2 separate regions of the Homo sapiens genome follow, and region 1 is linked to region 2. The links are chromatin loops, found by intact Hi-C in ENCODE. Cell type or tissue: heart left ventricle. All regions are shown on one strand. Each heading gives the region's core, and the rest is flanking DNA. Links, peaks and the distances in the headings are about the cores only.

Region 1 (10,727 bases), core at 4,888-7,387, 82 kb before region 2:
GAACGGCAACTGCAAGGGCAGATGAGGTGGTGCAGGTGAAGAACTTAGCTCCGTAGCTCAGTAATCTGCACTCTGATCACGAGCACCCCACGAGGCTGAATCTGTGGACCCCACTGGGAAATGCTGCATTTGTGGGTCCTTCCATCTGTCAGCCACACCCTTCCTAGCATCTGTTGGAACAAAGCACGTTTCGGGCCCAGTGTTGCATACATCACACAAAAGCGAGCTGCTCCGTTCTGCGAGGGACTTCTTGAGAAGCCTTACAGATGCTTATCTCCACTTCAGCTGTGGTTCTCAGAAGGGACCTACTGTTGGTTGAACATAAACCTTAGGTCCCGGACACAGAGCATAAGGCTCAGGCCCCTCCCTCCAGATCCTTTGTCTAGGGGGCAGACGACAGGTGTGGAGCTGCAGGTGGCCTGCTCTGTGTGTGGTTCACAGTGTGGCCCCAGCCCTGCACCCAACAGGGGCTGCGGAGGTGTTGGACAGAGACATTGGCTCCATCTCATGGAGGGAAGGTAGGATGGAAACTGAAATAAAGAACCATTTTGGCCAACCCTGATGTTTCTTCTCACACCACCACCACTGCATGCACACAGACACATGGACACACAAAGGATTTAGTTGTTATATCTACAGTTCTCATTTACAGATGTGGAAACTGCAGCTCCACAGCTCTGACCTCTTCCAGATTTTACCTTAAAGCCACAGGGCTGGAAATCTCCATCGTCTTCTCTGTTGCAAGCCATCAGGCAGTCCCTGGGAAAGTGGTGGTTTGGTAATCCCCACGTCTCCCACAGCCACCACCTGGGAATGACCCTCCTCTCTCAGGTACAGCCCAGGTCCACAGGCACCTCTTTACCTTGGGTGTGGCACTGGGGACAAAGCCTCTTTGTTGTATTGTTTGCCCCCACCTGACCCCGCCCTCAGCAGCTTGGATCTGGGGCATACTTGTGGCAACTGTGCCAGCCAAGTGTGGGGTTGCTGATGAGGCAGCAGAGCCCATGTGTCCACAGACTTAGCATGCAGCTCCCAGCCCTCCCTGCACAGCAGATCCACTTGGAAGCTTATAAAAAATATCCCAGTGCCAAACAGAACTACAGACAAAGACCACATGATTATCTCAATAGATGCAGGAAAGGCCTTTGATAAAATTTAACATCACTTCATGGTAAAAACTCTCAATAAACTAGGTATTGAAGGAACATACCTCAAACTAATAAGAGCCATCTATGACGAGTCACAGCCAATATCATACTGAATGGGCAAAAGCTGGAAGCATTCCCCTTGAAAACCAACACAAGACAATGTGCCAGGGCAATCAGGCAAGAGAAAGAAATAAAGGTATTCAAATAGGAAGAGAGGAAGTCAAGCTATCTTTGTCTGCAGACGATATGATCCTATATCTAGAAAAACCCATCATCTCAGCCCCAAAGCTTCTTAAGCTGATAAGCAACTTCAGCAAAGTCTCAGGATACAAAATTAATTTGCAAAAATCACAAGCATCCCTATCCACCAAAAACAGGCAAGCCAAGAGCCAAATCACGAAGGAACTCCCATTCACAATTGCCACAGACAGAATAAAATACCTAGGAATACAGCTAACAAGGGAAGTGAAAGAACTCTTCAAGGAGAACTACAAACCACTGCTCAAAGAAATCAGAGATGGTGGTCGGGCACAGTGGCTCACACCTGTAATCCTAGCACTTTGGGAGGCTGAGGTGGGTGGATAATTTGAGGTCAGGAGTTCGAGACCAGTCTGGCCAACATGGTGAAACCCATCTCTACTAAAAATACAAAAATTAGCCAGGCATGGTGGTGGGTGCCTGTAATCCCAGCTACTTGGGAGGCTGAGGCAGGAGAATCTCTCGAACCCGGGAGGCAGAGGTTGCAGTGAGCCAAGATCGTGCCATTGCACTCCAGCCTGGGCAACAGAGCAAGACTCTCTCAAAAAAAAAAAAAAAAAAAAAAAAGAAGAAGAAAAGAAAGAAAGAAAGAAAAGATGACAAAAACAAAAACAAAAAAATGAAAAAACATTCCATGCTCATGGATAGGAAGAATCAATATCATGAAAATGGCCATACTGCCCAAAGCAATTTATAGATTCAGTGCTACTCCCATTAAACTACCACTGACATTCTTCACAGAACTAGAAAAAACTATTTTAAAATTCATATGGAAACAAAAAAGAGACTGAATAGTCAAGACAATTCTAAGCAAAAAGAACAAAGATGGAGGCATCACGCTACCTAACTTCAAACTATACTACAAGGCTACAGTAGCCAAAACAGCATGGTACTGGTACAAGAACAGACACACAGACCAGTGGAACAGAATATAGAACCCAGAAATAAGACTGCAAACCTACAACCACCTGATCTTCAACAAACCTGACAAAAACAAGCAATGAGGAAATGATTCTCTATTTAATAAATGGTGCTGGGAGAACTGGCTAGACATATGCAGAAAATTAAAACTGGATCTCTTCCTTACATCATATATAAAAATCAAACCAAGATGGATAAAAGACTTAAATGTGAACCCCAAAACTATAAAAACTCTAGAAGAAAACCTAGGCAATATCATTCAGGACATAGGCACGGGAAAAGACCTCATGATGAAGACACCAAAAGCAATTGCAACAACAGCAAAAATTGACAAATGGAATCTAACTAAACTAAAGAGTTTTTGCACAGCAAAAGAAACTGTTATCAGAGTAAACAGACAACCCACAGAATGGGAGAAAATTTTTGCAATCTGTCCATCTGACAAAGGTCAATATCCAGCATCTATAAAAAACTTAAATTTACAAGAAAAAAACAACCCCATTAAAAAGTGGGGAAAGGACATGAACAGACACTTCTCAAAAGAAGACATACATGTAGCCAACAAACATATGAAAAAAATCTCAACATCACTGATCATCAGAGAAATGCAAATCAAAACCACAATGAGATACCATCTCACAGCAGTCAGAATGGCTAATTAAAAAGTCAAAAAACAACAGATACTGGCGAGGTTGTGGAGATAAAGGAACACATTTACACTGTTGGTGGGAATGTAAGTTAGTTCAACCATTGCAGAAGACAGTGTGGCCATTCCTCAAAGACCTAGAAGCAGAAATACCACTTGACGCAGCAGTCCCATTACTGCGTATATACGCAAAGGAATATGAATCATTCTATTATAAAGGTACATTAACACATATGTTCATTGCAGCACTATTCACAACAGTAAAGACATGGAATCAACCTAAATGCCATCAATAATAGACTGAATAAAGAAAATATGGTACATATACACCATGGAATACTATGTAGCCATAAAAAGGAATGAGAACATGTCTTTTGCAGGGGCATGGATGGCACTGGAAGCTATCATTCTCAGCAAACTAATGCAGAAACAGAAAACCAAACACTGCATGTTCTCATTTATAAGTGGGAGTTAAATGATGAGAACACATGGACACACACTGGGGCCTGTCGGAGGCTGGAGGATGGGAGAAGGGACAGCTTCAGGAAGAATAACTAATGGATGCTAGCTTAATACTTAGGTGATGAGATGATCTGTACAGCAAATCATCGTGACACACGTTTACCTATGTAACAAACCTGCACATCCTGCACATGTGCCCCTGAACTGAAAATAAAAGTTGGAAAAAAAAATCCCAATGTCAGGGTCTCACCCCAGACCAATTAAACCAGAGTCTCTCAGGATGGGGCCCAGGCACTGGTATTTTATGAAGACTTGTTACTGGATTCCTATTTTTTATTTTTATTTTTTTGAGACAGGGTTTTGCTCTTGTTGCCCAGGCTGGAGTGCAGTGGCGTGATCTCAGCTTATCGCAACCTCTGCCTCCCGGGTTCCAGCGATTCTCCTGTCTCAGCCTCCCGAGTAGCTGGGATTACAGGCATGCGCCACCATGCCCGGCTAATTTTTTGTGTTTTAGTAGAGACAGGGTTTCTCCATGTTGGTCAGGTTGGTCTCGAACTCGCCACCTCAGGTGATCTGCCTGCCTCGGCCTCCCAAAGTGCTGGGATTACAGGCATGAGCTGCTGTGCCCGGCCGTTATCGGATTATTTGTGCAGCCAGGTCCACCTCAGTGGACCATAATGCAGTCCTAATGGTCATGGCAGCAGGGCCTGGCCTGCACAGTAATTTGCACTGATCCTCCACCCTCCCTGCACCCCAACAGGTTTTATATTATCTCATGTCATGGGTTGAATCACATCCACAAAAATTCAAACGTTGAAATCCTGACCCCCAGAGCCTCAGAATGTGACCTTTTCGGAGATGGGATCTTTACAGAGGTCATCCAGGTAAAATGAGGTCATCAGAGTAGGCCTTTGTCCAATAAAACTGTCCTTGTAGGAAGGGGAAATTTGGAGACAGACACACAGGGAGAACCCTGTGTGAAAACGGAGGCAGAGACTGGAGTGATGCTCTCACAGGCCACAGGACGCGGAGGACTGCCAGCGAGCACCAGGAGGCAGGGAGAGGCGCAGGATGGGCGCTTCCTCTCAGCTCTCGGGAGGAAGCCCCTGGTGACATCTGGACCTTGGGCTGCAGCCTCCAGAACTCTGAGAGGACACCTCCCTGTCGTTTCTGCCCAGTGTGTGGCACTGTGCTATGGCAGCCCTGGCAAATGGATCCATCTCCTTTTTACTGATGAGTACAGCCAGGGTTGGGAAGTCACTCCCGTGAGCACGGTGGCCTCGCTGGCTGGAACTTGTTGCTCAGCCACCTCTTAAATGCCGATCCCCACCTCCACCTCCCCATTCCATCCTCCATCCAGAGCCCTCAGCTCTTCAGGCATTCATCATTTATGCACCTTTGAGGCAGGCAATGCTCCAAGCACAGGGCCCAGCAGAGAAACAAACAAACAAACAAACAAGCAAGCAAGCAAACAACAGACACCATTCCTCCACGTGGGGAACAAACAATAAGGAAGGTGAGTGACAGGTTAATAGTATGTTCCATGGTATACGTTCCACAGGGAAACTGAGGCACAGAGGGGGATAGGGAGTGTGGAATGGTGGACTTTTAAACAGGGCGGTTTGGGAAGGCTCACTGGGAAGGCACCCTCCTGGTCACTGCCCCTTCCCACACTGTAGCCCACTCCATGGAGGCCTCCCAGGCCCTCCCTGCCCAGGCTCTCTACCCAGTATCTCCCCCAGGACTTAAACTGCCCAACCCCAACTCAGCCTCCCCCATGTGCTCCCCACAACACATCCCAGCAAATGCCACCACCATCCATCTGCTTAGTATTCAAACCAGAAACCTGGATGCAAATTAGACCTCCCCAACTCTTGCCCTCACTCCATCTGGCCCTGGGAACTAGAGGTGCTCCCTTCATGAGTGCGGGAGACGCAAGCTTGGTTCCCCCTCCGGTCGGGCAGAGCACCCCAGTGGCAGGGGAGCGGGGACGGCTGTTTCCATAACTGGACCCAGTGGCCATGTCTAATCCCCTGTACAGACTCTGTCCTCTGCCTTCAGAGCCCATGGTCAGGCCCTGAGCCCTGCAAACCCACCTCCTCCTCTGTACCCACCAAATGCTGTGCCCCTCCCAGGGGCCTTCCTTGCCTTGACCAGTGAGAGCCAGTGGATGCCATGGACCAAGGCCCAGCAGCAGTCAGGGAACCCAGTCCCACCCCTTTCTGGACCTTCGTGTCCTCATCTGTAGAATGGGCAAAATTCCTGCCAGGCTGACCCTCAGGAAATCTTGGCTGAGTCAGTGGATGTGAACGGTGCTGCTCTGGGTGGTGTGGACACGTGGACCAGCTGGGGTGAGGGGCAGCCAGGGTGGGAAGCTGTGTGGGTTAATGTGGACCAGCCAGAGGCAGCACCTGTGACCCATGCACATGCGTGTGTCCATGGGAATGGGGAGGGGGAAAAGCCACGTTCTAGGTGGGCTCACCTGGCACCACCCACACCAGTCTGTGACAGGGCAAGATGAAGGAGAAAGAGGCTGCTGCTACCCACCTGCCTGCCTGCCCACTTCCTCCCTGACTCCTGCATGAAGAAAGGTGGCTGAGGGACTCCCCTAAATGTGCCAACCCTCACTGGGCAAGCCTGGGGCTGGGAAGACGTGTGAGGTCAGCAGTCCTGGGGTGGGGGGCCTTCCTTTGCTCCTCTGTGCCCCTGGGGTAGGGTGGGCTGCAGCATCATCTCAGTGCTGGGGGGTGACTAGCTCCCATCCTGCTAGGAGACTTTGTGCCAGCCACCCGGCTCCTCTGAGTTGACTCCCTCATCTACCTAACAGGGGTGATCATGCTGCCTTGGGTGGTGTTGAGAAGACTAAATGATACATGACACTTGGTCCCAGGACCCTCTTGTGACCTCTGGGTCCTGGCACCACTCACTGAGGTTTGCCCCTTGGCTCCTTCAGCATCCTCAAGTCACCCCTAGAGGTCTCTCTAACTGTGCGCTCCAGCTTAGTAGCCACCAGCCGCACGCGGCTACTGGGCATCTGAAATGTGGCTGGTCTGAAACGAGCTGTGCTGTGGGTGGAAAAGACACACCAGGTTTCAACAATACAAAAAAAAAAAAATGAAATACAACATTCATAATTTTTAATACTGATTACATGTTGAAAGGATAATATTTTGATATATTAAGTTAAATATATTATTAAAATTAAGTTCACTTGTTTCTTTTTACTTTCTTAATGTAGCTACTGGAGAAATGTCATTACATCCGAGTCTCACATTCTGTTTTATTGGATGGCCCTGCTCCAGAACCTTGGAAAGGCCACTTCCAGGGCATCTTCCTGGTGGCTCCCAGGAAAAGCAGCCCCTGGGATTTCCAGCAGCTGCTGAAGAATGTCTGCTCCCCTGGTGGCCCCAGGCTGCAGAACACACTCGCTGTGGCCTCACCCGCTCCCCACCCTTTCCCGCACATCCCATAGCCTCCCAGGAAGCTTAGACTCAGCTAAGGGACCCTCCCTGCTGCCCCCACCATGAGGGTAGCCAACAAAGCCTGCGGCCCCCTCCCCCAGCTGCTAAGAACCTCATAGCTGTATGGGAATTACCCTGGCGTCACTTTCTCCTTCCCAGCAGACCCCAGGGATGTGGCTTCCTTGCCCCAGGCCCTGAGTCACCCGCAAGGAATCCCCTCTCCTCTGGAGAGGGTTCTGCGGGCAGGAGGCAGCCTCTGTGGTCCTGAGGAGCATGGCTTCAGGAGTCAGAGAGACCTGGAGGTGAGTCCGGGCGCTGCCTCGTGCTCACCGTGTGGCTGGGGTAAGCCCCTCCTGTCTGCACCTCAACTTCCTCACTTATGAAATGGGCGTAATCACCGCGCCCACCTCATAGAGCTGTAGGGATGTCATCGAGGCATGGCGCTCTGCACAGCTCTTGGTTTGTAGTAAACAGCAGTTGTTAAAGGACCTGAAAGAGTTAGGGATGTGGCCTTTGACCTCAGGCTCACTAGGCCAGCCACAGAGAGGAGGCAGGTGCCAAGGTGGTGGGCCAGGGAAGGGTGGGGAGCAAGTGAGGCAGGAAGGAGGCAGGGGGATGGTAGCTCCCTTTCAGGCCTCAGGCTCTATGTAGCCCAACAGATAGCCCGGCTGGCCCATTTTCAGATGAGGAAAGTGAGGCTCTTAAAAGTGAAGCGACTTCCCCAAGGCTAGTGCTGGGGATTGATTTGGGGGCTACCTGTATCCAAGGCCTGTGTTCTCTCTGCCATCCTGTATTGTGAAGTTTGAGAGGAGTTTCTGGAGGAAATAAACACAAAATGGTTTGAGAAGAAGTTTGAGCTAATATAGTCCCTTTCCTGCAGGTGGTTTTGAGCCTTTGAAAGAAAGTATCCACAACTCCTGTCCTAAATCTCATCCCTGCAAAGCCAACCTTGACCCAAGGGCTTGGGTGCAGGTAGTTCATTCGGGAGGTGATGCCAGGCAACAGTGAGAAACGGAGAAGTGGGAAAGGGAGGGAGAAAACCCAGGAAGGTGGCTTCGATGAGCGGGTTACCACTGTGGGCACCTGGGCTCCATCCTGCTGGGCACCCTAGGAGCTGGAGTATAGAACACACATCATCAGAATCTCAAACTCAAGAGCTGGACGTTGGGGTGTTTGTCCACTTTTCATTCCCTGAGATTGAGGATTGCCCGTGAGGGTGTTGGGTCTCTGGCACATCCCTGCACAGGCTGAACAAGGTCCTTTGGTGCTGGAAGAAGCCCTTGGGTAGACAGACGGAGAGGAGAGAAGGGAAACAGGCGCTTGAGGCTGGGAGCGGGGCTGGCATGGGCAGATTATCCACAGAGTTGGCTCAGCCCCACTCCCGCCTCTGAAGAAAAGCATTCAAATAACACAATGACATTCATCACAGTTAATACTGATATAATTTCTATTGTTTATAATACATTTAACAGTAGAAATATATTATTATAATGATATATTTCTATATTATATTGATATAGAAATATAAGATATTAATATTAACACTAAATATTATATTAAATTAATATTAATATATTATATTTATATATTAATGTATTTCTATTGTGTGTGTGTGTGTGTGTGTGTGTGTATATATATATATATATATATATATATAAAAAATTTAGAAATAACCTAAATATCCAGTAAGAGGGGATTGGCTTAGTAAACTACGGTGCATCAAAAAGACAGAATATTCTGCAGCCAAAAATGAAGACTCTGTTGCTACATGGAAAGGTGCTTGGGAAAGAATATTAATTAAAACATGGTGCGTGCACACACTTCCCACCGTGGAAGGTGCTGTGGTCTGAGTGTTTGTGACCCCCAAAATTCATATGTTGAAACTTAATCCTCAGTGTGTTGGAATTAAGGGCTGGGGTACCTGGGAAGTGACGAGGTCTTTTTTTTTTTTTTTTTTTTTTTTGAGATGGAGTTTTGCTCTGTTGCCCAGGCTGGAGTGCAGTGGCACGATCTTGGCTCACTTCAACCTCTGCTTCCCAGGTTCAAGTGATTCTCCCACCTCAGCCTCCCGAGTAGCTGGGATTACAGGTGTGCACCACCATGCCCTGCTACTTTTGTATTTTTAGTAGAGATGGGTTTCACCATGTTGGCCAGGCTGGTCTCAAACTCCTGACCTCAAGTGATTCACCCGTCTCGGCCTCCTAAAGTGTTGGGATTACAGGCGTGAGCCACTGCACCTAGCCTGTGACCAGGTCTTGCGAGTAGAGCCCTTGTGAATGGGATCAGTGTCCTGACAAGAGAGGCCTGAGGGAGCTTGTTTGTCTCTCCCGCCATGTGAGATGCAGTGACAAGGCAGCAGCTATGAAGCATGGGCTGTCGTGAGACGCTGACTGGATCTGTTGGCACCTCCAGCTTGGACTTCCCAGACTCCAGAACCATGAGCAATATATTTTCATTGTTTACAAATTGTCCAGTATTTTCTGCAGCCAAAAGAGATTAGGACGGAAGGTGAGGGCTCTAGCAGAGAAACAGAACCAGTAAGAGGTACACATTAAGAGATGCGCTGCTAGGAATTGGCTTATATAGTTGTGGGCTAGGCTGGTCCAAAATTCATAACGCAGGCTGTCAGGAAGGGCAGGCTAGAATCCTAAGCCAAAGTTGCTGTCCACAGGTGGAATCTCTCCTTCTTCAGGCCTCTGCTCTGCTCTTAAAGGCCTTCACTTGATTGAATCAAGCCCGCCCAGATTGTGTGGGATAATCTCCTTACTTAAAGTCAGTTGATTTGGACTTTACTTCTACTAAAAACCTCCACAGCAACACCCAGATCAGTGTTTGAATGATGAGGACTGCAGCCTAGCCAAGTTGACACTTAAAACTGACCATCACAGAAGGTATATGGAGCTGCTGTCAGAGTGCTAGTGACAAAACTCACTTACTTAAAACTGATCATCACAGAAGGTGTATGGAGCTGCTGTCAGAGTGCTAGTGACAAAACTCACTTACTTAAAACTGACCATCACAGAAGGTGTATGGAGCTGCTGTCAGAGTGCTAGTGACAAAACTCACTTACTTAAAACTGACCATCACAGAAGGTGCATGGAGCTGCTGTCAGAGTGCTAGTGACAAAACTCACTTTGCGACCAGAGTCTGGCTCCTTCTGAGGCAGGGTCTGGGCTCACCTGAGACCACGGAGGTGAGCGAAGCCTCCAGCGGCATCCAGCTGGTACCAATCTATCCTGAGGCTTGATCTTTCCAGAGCCTCTGCCCCTGCCAGCAGATGTCGGGCAGCCAGGGCGGGGACCACTTTCTCTCCTGCAACCTTGGCCCCAGTGCTTATCACTTCTGGGCACAGTGCCTGCACTGACACAGCGCAGCCCTCTTCCTTCCTCCCCTCCTGGGCCTCCTGGGGCTGGGTGGGAAAGGCTGTGGGGAGGGGAGGTGGTGGCAGAGACAAGGCCTGAACACATGGATCCCATCAGTGACTTCACTCGGACTGGCCGTCACTAGACTTTCCCTGGCCTGGGTGAAGGTCTGGCTGAGGCTGACCTCGCCCTAGGTGTGGGATTTACACAGCCTCCAGCCTCCCAGGAAGATCCGAGGCAAAGGGGAAAGTGCTTCAGGATATGATTGACTGTTACCTTGGGCAAGTCCCTGGCCCTCTCTGCGCTCTCTGGTCTCCACTCACTGACGTGGGAAATGTTTGATGATGCCATTGGCCTTAATCTATTTGTGCTGCTATGACAAAATAATATATACTGGATGGCTTATAAGCAACAGAAACTTATATCTCACAGTTCCAAAGACTGGGAAGTTCAAGAGCAAGGTGCCAGC
Region 2 (10,727 bases), core at 3,123-5,622:
TATGGGTAGGCAGCATGAGGGTACAGCGTTCCTCAGGGGGGCAGGTGGAAGCCCTCAAGGGGCAAGTGAGGGGGCGAAGGCCTGGGCACACCCAGTTGTCACTGGGACAGGGTCTTCTTAGGCACAGGTCACAGAGCCCCCATCTTGTCCTAGTCATGTTGCCAGCTTCCTCATGACCATAGGATCTTCCTAGAGTCCTTCAAGTATTATCCATTGAGGGGAAGCTGAGGCTCTACAGGGGCAAGGAGGAGGCAAGAGGGGGCTGCCCTCTCTGCTACATTGGATTTTCACCCCCTTCCCCTATGACATTTTTCCACCTGCTGATGAGAGCCACATGCACTCGCCCCACAGACATAGTGCACCTGCAACAACAGCCCAGCCACAGCCACACACACATCCTTCATATGCACCCTCAGAGGCAACATGAGATGCACAGGGCCACGACTCACGAAAGCAACAAGCATGCATCGACCTCATACACGAATTTCACGTAGGCACACACACGATTCACAAACATTCAGACATTTCAGAGACGCCCTCAAAAGTCACACAGTCACCACACATGGTTACATACATCCTGCACAAATCCAACTCTCAATTAAACACATGTGCAAAACACAACACAAACATGTACATTGAGCATACACCGTGTACACACACTATATCCATACATCCTACACGAACACCACACTCACAAACATACCAGACACATTGCACACAAACACAGCTCACATCCAGTATGTACAATAAAGACTTAAAATACCAAGGCTCCCCAAACCCAGTGCACACACAGCAGAGAGCACAGATAAGCCTCTCGTCTGTGTGCATGGACGTGCACACACGCACACACGTGAGCATGCCTGTACACACAGGCACAGGTGCACATGGTCATGGGAACTAGGCTGTCATCTCGCGTGGCTTGTGACTCTGATTTTTCTCAGAAGCAGACCACACATAAGTCAAGTGGCTTCCACTAGGGCTGGTTTCCTGAAGTGAAAAAGGAAAGGAGGGGAAAGGACATAGTTTGGGCTAAATTAGTCAGACAGACTCCTTTGGCCTCCCAGGAATCTCATAATTAATCCAGCTGGGATGCTGTGAGCTTCAGGCCCTGGGAGCTGGGCTGGGGCTTCAGAATGCAGAGTACTGCATCCTGTCTCCTGAGGGATGGATGCCAGGCCTTGTCCCCAAGCCAATCCCTCTGAAGGTCTGGAAGCTTAAAAAGGGGTTATGTGGCCTCAGGGCTGCCACTCCCTGACCTCTTCTAGGCTGTGTGACTTCAGCCTGCTTGCTGGTTTTTCTCTCCTGTGGTGCTGGGGTCAGGAGACCCGGATTTGAGGCCTGAACCTGACTCCCAAAACCAAACTTGCCTCTGCTGGCATCAGTGACCACCTGGCCTCCTGGTGGATGGGCTGTGCTTCCTGCTGGCAGAGGCAGCACCTGCCTCCTGGGGAACATTCTGGGCAAGCCCTCTTGTACACGCCCCTGTTTCACAAGCCCCTTCTGGGTCTTCCAGGTTCCCTTCAGCTGTGGCCCCCTCCTCTCATCTCCTCCTAGCCAGACCCACAAGGGAGCTACCTGCAAGAAAGCCACTCTTGCTGCCTCCATTGCCTCCACTCTCCACCTGTCTCCAGCCCCTCATTCCAGCAAGCACATCCATGGCAGAACTGCTGTGGCCGGACCGAGGGACAGTGTCCACGTCCCTTGGCTATGTTCTTCACAGCTTCCCCTCCTCCTTTAATGGCCTTCTTCCCGTGGCACCTTGGAACACCCCCTCCTGGCCCTCCTCTCTCCTCTCTTGCATCTCCTTCAGGATCCTGCTGCGGGCCCTTCTCTTCCTCCTCCACCTGATTTCTAAAGGTGGAAGCTCCCGGCTCTCACTCCCTCTTCGGCCTGGCGTTTTCTCCCCTGGCCCTTTCCCCAGGGCTGCTTCCTGGCCCAGGATCTCTTTTCCCGCTCATCCACTCAGGCCCCACATGGCAGCAAGATGGAGTCTCTCCAAAACACAGGTTTGACCAGGTCACCCTCCTGCTTAAAAGCCTTTGATGGCCCAGGGCGTCTGAGTCCACGTCACACTTCCCGTTTTCCTGTCTCTTTCACCACACATTGGGGCCAGGTTCTATATCACGAACCCACATACATCCTCCACCATCTCCTCTCCCCTTTCTTGCTCTCCCTAGCTGTGCCCAGTTAGCTCTATCAAAGTCCCTCTCCCTCTCTCTTTCTCCTGCCTCTCCCTCCCCCTCTCTCTCTTCCTTCCCATCTATCTCTCCCTCTTTCACCTGATTTAGAGTTACCAGAGGTGAGGGCTGCAGAAACTACCTTGTGGGGTTTCCATGCCATTAAAAGGAAAAAAAAAGCCGAGCCTCCAGTTCAAAAAGCTCTTCATTTCCCTGCTACATAAGTCCAAGAGGCCAAGTGAGAGGGCATGGTGGCTGTGGGAAGAAACAGCCCTCCAGTGGGCTTCCCCAGGCGGGTGGCCAGAGTTCATTAGTTTCTCCGCCTTTTCATTCTTCCGTGTCCCACCTACCCTGCAAGTTCTGACCTTGACCTGGGCCCATAGCACACTCTGGCATCTGCCCCCTCAACTCTTCCATCCACATCCAGAGACCTGGCTGCTGGCCTTGGCTTCACCTGGCCTCACCTGCCCCGTCCTCTGCACCCTACTCCAGCTCCATTCGCTGGGCCCTACCTTGCAGCTGGTGACCTTGTCTGAGTCACCTTTTTCCATATAGTATTTGGCTGGGGCCCATAAGGCCACCAGGGTGGTGCAGGTGGTGGGGGCTTTGGAGTTGAGGTCCAGTTCTGCCACTGGCTTGCTGGGTGACCTTGGACTGAGTCTCAGTAGCTGCATCGAAAATAGAGAATAATCTTTGCCTTGCATGATGGAAGTGAGAGGTACATTGCAGATATTCCATCCACATTAGTTCCTTCTTTCTAGTGAAATAAAGACCCTCCCATGGGCTGCCCACAGGGGAAGCCTTGGAGTCAGTGCCTGGGGAGACCTGAGCCACCCCTTTAAAGGGTTCCTGGACCTTGGACCAGTCTTGTAGTTGTTCTTTGGGTAACCACCAATGAATAAGGAAGCTGAGGCTGGGTGCTGGTGGGCTGGGGACAACACGGAGATTTGGGGATGAGGGGTGATGGGAAAAGGATGGAGAAAGGTGAAGCAGCTGCCAGGGAAGGGACTCCGGGAAGGAGAACTGAGGCTTTAAAAAGTTCATGAAGTTTGGCTGCGTGGTGAGCCATGATGCGTTGTCTTCTCTGGCTCCCAGGAATTCTTCACCAACTCTCCATTTCTCATAGTTGCACTGGGGAGTTGGATGTGGTTTTAGTTTCTGTCAAAGTGAAGAGTGTGGGCTCAAGGTGAACACATGGGAAGAACAGAGACTGCCCTCATGGCCAGCTCCCACCAGCCCATGTCTGTAATAACAATTCTGAAAATATGCTGAGACGATATTGTGATGTTCCTCAAGCTGGAAGGATTTTGTACCCGGACACAATAGTGATGGGGAAGGTTATCTCCAGGCCACTGGCTCCAGGCCTTAATGGGTAAATATAACTACTAAAAGGAATACTTTTTAGAATAAAAACTCTCTAGGTTGAAACTGGGGGTCAGAGGGATTTGGAAGGACAAGACGGGCCAGGGCATAGGGATAGAAAGGGGCTGGGCAGCCAGGGGAGAGAGCTGGCAGGGCCAGCTGGCAGGAGCTCCTCAGCAAAGGCCCTTGGTCATCAGTAGTGCACACTTGCTAAGTCGAAAAGTGACGTCGCAAGGTCTGCGTTGCAGGTAGATTAGGGGTGGGAATAGAGGCAAGAGAGCAGCATGAAGCCTGGTGCCCTTGTTGTGGACCGAAGTCGGAGACCATCGTGGCAGGCCGCACAGGACTTGATGACTGATTGTGGAGGTGGTGGAGAGCTGTCATGAGAAGGACAGGGAAGAGAGGGCCATCACCCATTTCTGCACCAGGAGACCAGGCAGAGCAGTCAGGGTAATTTGTGGCTCACGGGGAAATGTCCACAGATCAGAGATGCTTCTCCTGTCTGTAGATGGGGCAGTCACAACTGCCTCCCAGGAGAGAGTGTGATAGGCCACAGGAGCCAGCATCCAGGCAAGAATGGTATACGATGATCGCCTATGCGTTATGTCATAGAAAATGTTAGTGTCTGGAGGCTGGACACATCCTGGACACACGCCAACTTGGGCCAGGCCTTTCCGGTGGGGACAGGACCCTGAGATCTGCTGTTTCACGATGCACAGGGGCCAGGTTCCATATCCTGGAGCCCACACTCTGCACTTGACAGAGCCAAAAACCACATCCAGCTCCCCAGTGCGCCAGTGAGAAATGGAGAGTTGTTGAAGAACTCTCTTTGTGCTTCAGTCATTCAGGGAAGTTTCCCACGTGGGACTCCTCCGTGGGGTGCCCCATCACTCCATGTATCCCCCTCCTCCCTCTCCCTGCTGGGCAGCGGAGCCCCGGGAGCCTGCGGGCTGGGGAGGGGCCCACGAGTCTCCTGGGTTGCCAGAGGGGCTCCTGGTTCACTCTGGAACAACTTGCCTGCCCCCTAGTGGATTGCTCAAAGAGTCTCTCAGGCCGCGGAAACCTGCGCTGGTCCTGATGGAGAGACTGGGGCCTCCAGCAAGAGGGACTTGTGCAGGGAAGGCCAGGTCAGAGCCTACATGGGAGGTGGCATGGCCAGCCCTTGAGAAGGAGCCGGGCTTGGGTGTCCCACAGCCCCGGGGAACGCAGCAGCCCATTTGGTTTGTCAGTCTCCTCTCAGAGCCTCGTGTCCTCACCACTCAATGAAGATGCAGGGTCCTGAGACGGTGCACACAGCAGGTGCTCAGTACATGTGTGGCCTTTCCCTCCTTCTCTGTGTCACTTCACCTCCCATTCTATGAGAGTGTAGACTCCACTCTGTCTTTTGAGCAAATCTTGATTGTCATGCACGTGGATTTCCTTAAAGGGAGGCTCACCTGCCACCACAGTAGCCTCCTTCACCTCCCCTGATCTGTCATATTTCTTCCCCACTGAACTTTACTGGCCAGACCCTGGGGTCACACAAACAGGGTTCAGATCCACCTTTGCCCTCCAGAAGCCCCCTTCTGCAGGGAGAGGCTGACACAAGACCATACCTAGAGTGTAGTCAGTGATGGACAGGGTGGCCCAGGGCTGAGGGGCCAGAGGAGGTCCCCCTCCCACAGCACGTTGGGATGAAAGGGAGTGTGTCAGGGAAGGATTCCTGGAGGCAGTGGCAGAGGAACAGAGATTTGGAGAGGAAGGAGTTAGCCAGAAGGAGTGGGAAACAGGGAGCTGGGAAAGAGCCTCCAGGCCGGTGCAGGGGTTGGAGGTGAGGGCATCCACTGCAGCATAAGGGCAGTGGTGAGCAGAGGCAGGGCTGCGAGGGGAGCCATGAGCTGACATGCTGCCTGTGCCTGGTGTGCCGGGATCCCAGCTAAGCATCAGATCAACCAAGCTCAGATGCAGAGAACAGCAGAGGAGAAACCAAAAGGCGACCTCAGGAGCTGGCATTGCGGGAGGGGAGATTATTTATTCGATGCCTTTGGGCTAGTTAGTTCCTTAATTTGTTCATTCATCAATTCAGCTTTCTCGTACATGCCTCTTCCTGGGCATTGGACTAAAGGAAGGAACTAGATAAGGTCCCTCCTGTCAAGTGAGGATCAGGCATGGCAGCTACTAATTCCATACCGAGGAGGACTGGGAAAGGGTTTCAGGAGAAGGTGGCATTTTAGGTGGACTTTGAAGGATGTAGAGGCATTCACCAGGTGTTGAAAAAGGGACAAGTCATCTAGGTAGAGAAAATAACAAGAGCAAAGATGCCGCATCATGAGGGGTTTGCAGAAGTGTAAGGAGTGTGTCATAGCCAAACAGTTGGTTGTGTAGGGGGCAGATGAGGTGGGGCCAGCATGTGTAGGGCCTTGAATGCCAGGCTAAAGTATTTGGGCTTTTCTAAGGAGTCCATCTCAAAGTGTGCCCACCTGCAGAACCAGGGACCAAGCAATTCCAGATCACCCAGCCCTGCAAGGACCTTCTGGAAGCCCATAGCTCCATCTGCCATAGTGAGAACCCAACCTCTAGAAATGCCAGAATGTCCCCTTGCTGGGAATGTACTCCAAGGGACAGGTGAATGGTCACAGGCTGCTGGGGGGAAGGCAGGGGGCCTTCATTGGCACCAGCTGGCATTGACTCATCATGAAAGCCATGACTTGGGGCTCCATCTCTGGGGTCCCATCTGAGCATGTGCATGGAAGCCCATGCGAATGCCGTGCTGGCTCCTCCTGAGGGCTTCCTCAGACTCACCTGGAAGGTGCTGTCCTCACCCCTGTTCTGCAGAAGAGGAAGTTGTGTGCTCACTGAGGCTGCCTCCCCTGGGAACCCTCCAGGGACCATTGCTGTTTTTCTGGGCTTTTGTAGCCCTGCATCACCACCTCAGATCAGGAGACAGATGGGCTGACACATACAAGGCACTTCATCCTCCAAGCCTCCAGTTCCTCATCTGTAAAGTGAGCAAATAACTCTCATTTTAGAGAGTGGGCATGGTTGAGACAATATGCATGAAGCTCCTGGCACACACCTGGCCCACAGCAGGTAGCAGGTAAGTGGGGAAATAAATGAGACATAAAGCCTCCCAGGAGGAAACGGCCAGCCCCGGACTGGGGCATGATGCAGGATCCAGGTGGGCATGGGCCTTCTTCCTTTGTCCCTAGCTGATGGAGGAAGGTTAGAGAGAGGTGAGAACCCTGGTGTGTGTTGTGGGGGGGAAATATGGTTTGGCTGTGTCCCCACCCAAATCTCATCTCGAATTGTAATCTGAATGACGTGTCAAGGGAGGGATCTGGTGGGAGGTGATTGGATCATGGGGGTGGTTTCCCCAGGCTGGTCTCATGGTAGTGAGTGAGTTCTCATGAGATCTGGTTGTTTTGTAAGTGTCGGGCGCTTCCCCCTTCTCTCTCTCTCTCTCTCTCTCTCTCTCAACACCATATAAGAGTTGCCTTGCTTCCCTTTGCCTTCTGCCATGATTGTAAGTTTCCTGAGGCCTCCGCAACCATGCAGAACTGTGAATCAATTAAACCTCTTTTGTTTATGAATTACCCAGTCTCAGGTAGTATCTTTATAGCAGTGTGAAAACAGACCAATGTAGGGAGTCTAGTTACATGCAGTATGTCAGCTCTGGAGCCAGAGTTTCCTCCTAGAGTCCTTAGGAGCCTCTAAGAACAGAGCTGACTCAGCCCTTCTCAGCAAGGGCAGTTGAGGGAGTGAGCAGAGGGGCAAGAGCTGCTCCCACCATACAGCCTTCCAGAGGGCCCAAGAGCATGAAGACCCATGGCTGAATCTAGACACACCCTGACAAACAGCACACATGCACACAACAGGTACTTGGACACACATCACACATATGGATACACATGGTATGCACACAGATACATGTGTCACTGCCCCAGATTTTGGGACAGGAAGGGATGTACCACTGCCCCAGATTTTGGTGCTCAGACACGCTCAGACACATAACATACACAGTAAAGCCACATACATGTAGACACACCAAGGCCATAAATGCATGTACACAGAAACACACGGACACATAAATGCACATATACACAGACAACATGCACAGATGCCCACAGATGAGCACATACATGCAGACACAGACACAATGACAACCCACACATGTCCACAGGCATAGGCACAGGCTCACTGTCACTTGCCTGCAAAGGTCCCTTTCAGCTCTGGTGTCCACTTAAATATACAAGGTCACACAGATCTGTTCACCCACCCCACCCCCCAAGTCACATCTGCACCACACTTCTTAGCTGAGCGTGTGTTCACACGCACTGCCTCCTTGATCTAACAGCAGCCTCATAAGGCAGTTAGGGCAGGGGCCTGGACCCTCCTGTGCAGCGAGGAACAGAAGGCCTAGAGGCGCCAACAGACCAGCCTGGGCCACTTGGCTCCTGGCGGGTGTCTTAGTCAGCTTGGGCTGCTGTAACTGAATAACACAGATTGGAGGGCTTCAACAATAGATATTTGCTTCTCACCGTTTTGGAGCTTGGAAGTCCCAGATCAAGGTGCCGTCAGGGCCTGGCACTGGTGAGGCCTCTCTTACAGGTTCGCAGATGGCCCCTTGTTGCTGTGCTCTCCCTTGGTGGAAAGAGCTAGCTCACTGGCCTCTTCTCACAAGGGCACTAATCCCATTTGTGAGGGCTCCAGCCTTATAATCTGATCACCTCTCAAAGGTCCCACCTCCTAAGCCATCACATTGGGACTGGGGTTTCGACATAGGAATGTGGGCGGAGAACACAGGCCTTCAGTCCACAGTAGGAAAGGGGAGTCCTGGTTGAGCTCCAGTCTCCTCCTGCCCAGCTGTGGTGCCAGGGCACAAACCCATGCATATGCTCATGGATGCTCACGGCAGACACACAGCTATGCACCCAGAGGGGCTTCAGGAGTCACCTAGACCATGTACTCATTTTACAGATGAAGAAACTAGAGCCCTGAGAGAAAATCCATAGCCCTAAAGGGGGCCACCCAGAGGGCCTGTGGAGAAACCAGGGCCACATCTCTGTCCCTTTCCCCCACCCCACCCCACAGCTGTCCCACACACACAGACACAATCACACACAAGCCATGGGCACATTCCACAGATACACGCGTGCAGATCCTCCCTGTTCAACACTCCTGCAGGCTCGCAGGGTCAGATGTGGTGTTTCCACAGTCCTCTCATTTAACTCTCATGATGATATGGGATGTAAGAGTAACTGGCTCCGTTTTGCATTTCAGGAAACTGAGGCATAGAAAGGTTAGGCCCAAAGTTGCACAAGTAGGGACAGGCAGTGGCATCTCCCAAAGCCAATTCTACAATCACCATCACATCCTTACATACCTCTTGTCTCTTACACACACACGCACACACACACACACACACACACAGGGGCACCCTGGCGTCTGTGGGCACAGCAGCCCTCAGGCAGAACATTTTCCCAACAACCACCACTTCAAAGTTTTCGTACCAGCTCCCCGCTCCTAAGGGGTCTTTTGAGGAAAGGATAAGTTTGTTTGGGGCTTAACCTGCCCACTTGGCCCCGCCCCTCTCCCCTCAGTTGGGGAAATGAATTCCACGTGTGCCTGATCTTGCCTGCTCTGAAATCACCCGCGAGGATTTGGTGAGCACTCTTTGATGTTGGAAGCCAATTTAATAAGTTGGCTGTTGGGTTTTTTTTTTTTCTTTTTTTTTTTTCTGTAAGACAGAACTCTCATCTCAGTTTCCTGAAAACTGAGGAATTCTCACCTTCCCTCCTCCATCTTGAGTTTCTGAGTTCCTGTGTCCCAAGGCCTGGACTCCTGACACAGTGCTCACAGACACCCGAAGGTTTAGGCTGCCTTGGGGAGGAGAGGCAGGGAAGGAGGCAACGTGCTGGTTTGGGGAGGAGAGGCAGGGAAGGAGGCAGCGCACTTTGAGCATTTCCTATGGGCCAGGCCCTGTGTTAGAAGCTCTGAATCCTCTCAATGCCCCTTTCAGAGATGACAAAACAGATATGTTGCAAGTGGGAGGCCAGCTGAGCCTGGAGCCCTCGTCTGCCTGGCTTCTCTTCCTCGTCCTAGCCTTGCTTCTGCCCAAAGCAGCTGTGCCACCTGGGGCAAATGACCTCCTCCCCCTGGGCCTTGGGCCCTGCAGCCAGCAGTGGGCACAGGGCTCCTCAGGGTCGGCTCTCATGGTAATGAGCTCTCTGCATCAAAACCATTTGCCGAGGACAAAGCACCATGTGAAAGGAGGGGAGGGTTTCTATTTTTATTGTTTTGGTGTTGAGAGGCAAGTTCAGCTCTAGGATTCTTATGGGAATGCATCAATTACTATCACTCTGGGCACTTAGTAACAAGCACCAGGTTGGCCACCAGGGAGCTCAGCAAGGAAGTCTTTGAAGGAAGTGGAGCAGGGAGGGGGAAGGGGTATCCACAAGAGGCTCCGCGCTGGTGCAGGCACCTGCCCCACACCGTTCTACTCAGGGCCTGGCCAAGCTCTTCCCGGAGCTCTGGGTCCCTGCCGTGTCCTGATGGGCTTTGGCAAAGTCTGCCCTGATTTCTTGGTTTATGAAGTCTTACTAAGGGTCTCTGGAGAAAAAGGAGAAACAAGAATCACAAAGCGACCACTGAAAGCCACAGTCGTAGCTTTTACAGCCCCACCCTGCTGACGGGGAGCTCCTTTCACTTCCTTCGTGCTCCTGGGCCGCGAGCAGCCCGGCCATGGGCACACGCCACCTGCCCTGCCTTGAACTTTAGGGATCTGAGGCTGGGAAAGGTGAAGTGTCTTTTCCAAGGCCATGCCGTTGCTGATTCATCTGCAGGTGTGGCTTCAAGTACAGTGGCCTCCTAGGAGATGGGGAACTACCCCAGCTTCCACCCCTACTCAGGACATGACCTTGGGCGGCTGGGAGGCCATGGTGAGGGCTTCTGTGACTCCCAGGTAATATACAGATCCAGGGTAGGGACCATGGACTCCTACACACTTTCCTTTTCTCACTTGCTGCCCACAGGTGCCAGGAACAGGGTGGAGCTGGGTCACTGCCGTTACCCAGAGAAGAAAGCCAGGCTCTGAGGGACAGCCAGGGTCTCGCAGCAACCTGGCTGGCAGGGGAGGTTTTTGCGCCTGTTTTGCGGGGGCAGAGGAGAGAGGGGGCCACTGTGTGGAGTGTCTCTGTGATGTCTCACGAA

Evidence for each region. Hi-C counts contacts between places; a loop is a spot of excess contacts. Peaks named below come from ENCODE experiments on the same cell type or tissue, not always from the same donor. Only the 100,000 strongest peaks of a DNase experiment are listed, where the experiment ranks them.
Region 1: it touches region 2 in a loop (7-fold over the local background); 59 of 110 quality-filtered maps call a loop at or near these places.

Annotation. Positions count from the first base shown.
Region 1 is chr11:76,592,297-76,603,023 of GRCh38, forward strand. No RefSeq gene overlaps it. Among named protein-coding and RNA genes, the nearest start is that of LINC02757, 33 kb to the right of the region's middle. RefSeq lists an enhancer at 5,031-5,682 and a silencer at 6,313-6,392. In heart left ventricle, for the core only: a CTCF peak has its summit at 6,405; no DNase peak of the experiment used is centred there; H3K27ac peaks cover 784 bases.
Region 2 is chr11:76,676,454-76,687,180 of GRCh38, forward strand. It overlaps the pseudogene GUCY2EP. Among named protein-coding and RNA genes, the nearest start is that of LRRC32, 11 kb to the left of the region's middle. RefSeq lists enhancers at 9,772-10,066, 9,986-10,727. In heart left ventricle, for the core only: CTCF peaks have their summits at 4,564 (motif pointing left) and 4,766; a DNase peak (open chromatin) is centred at 4,598.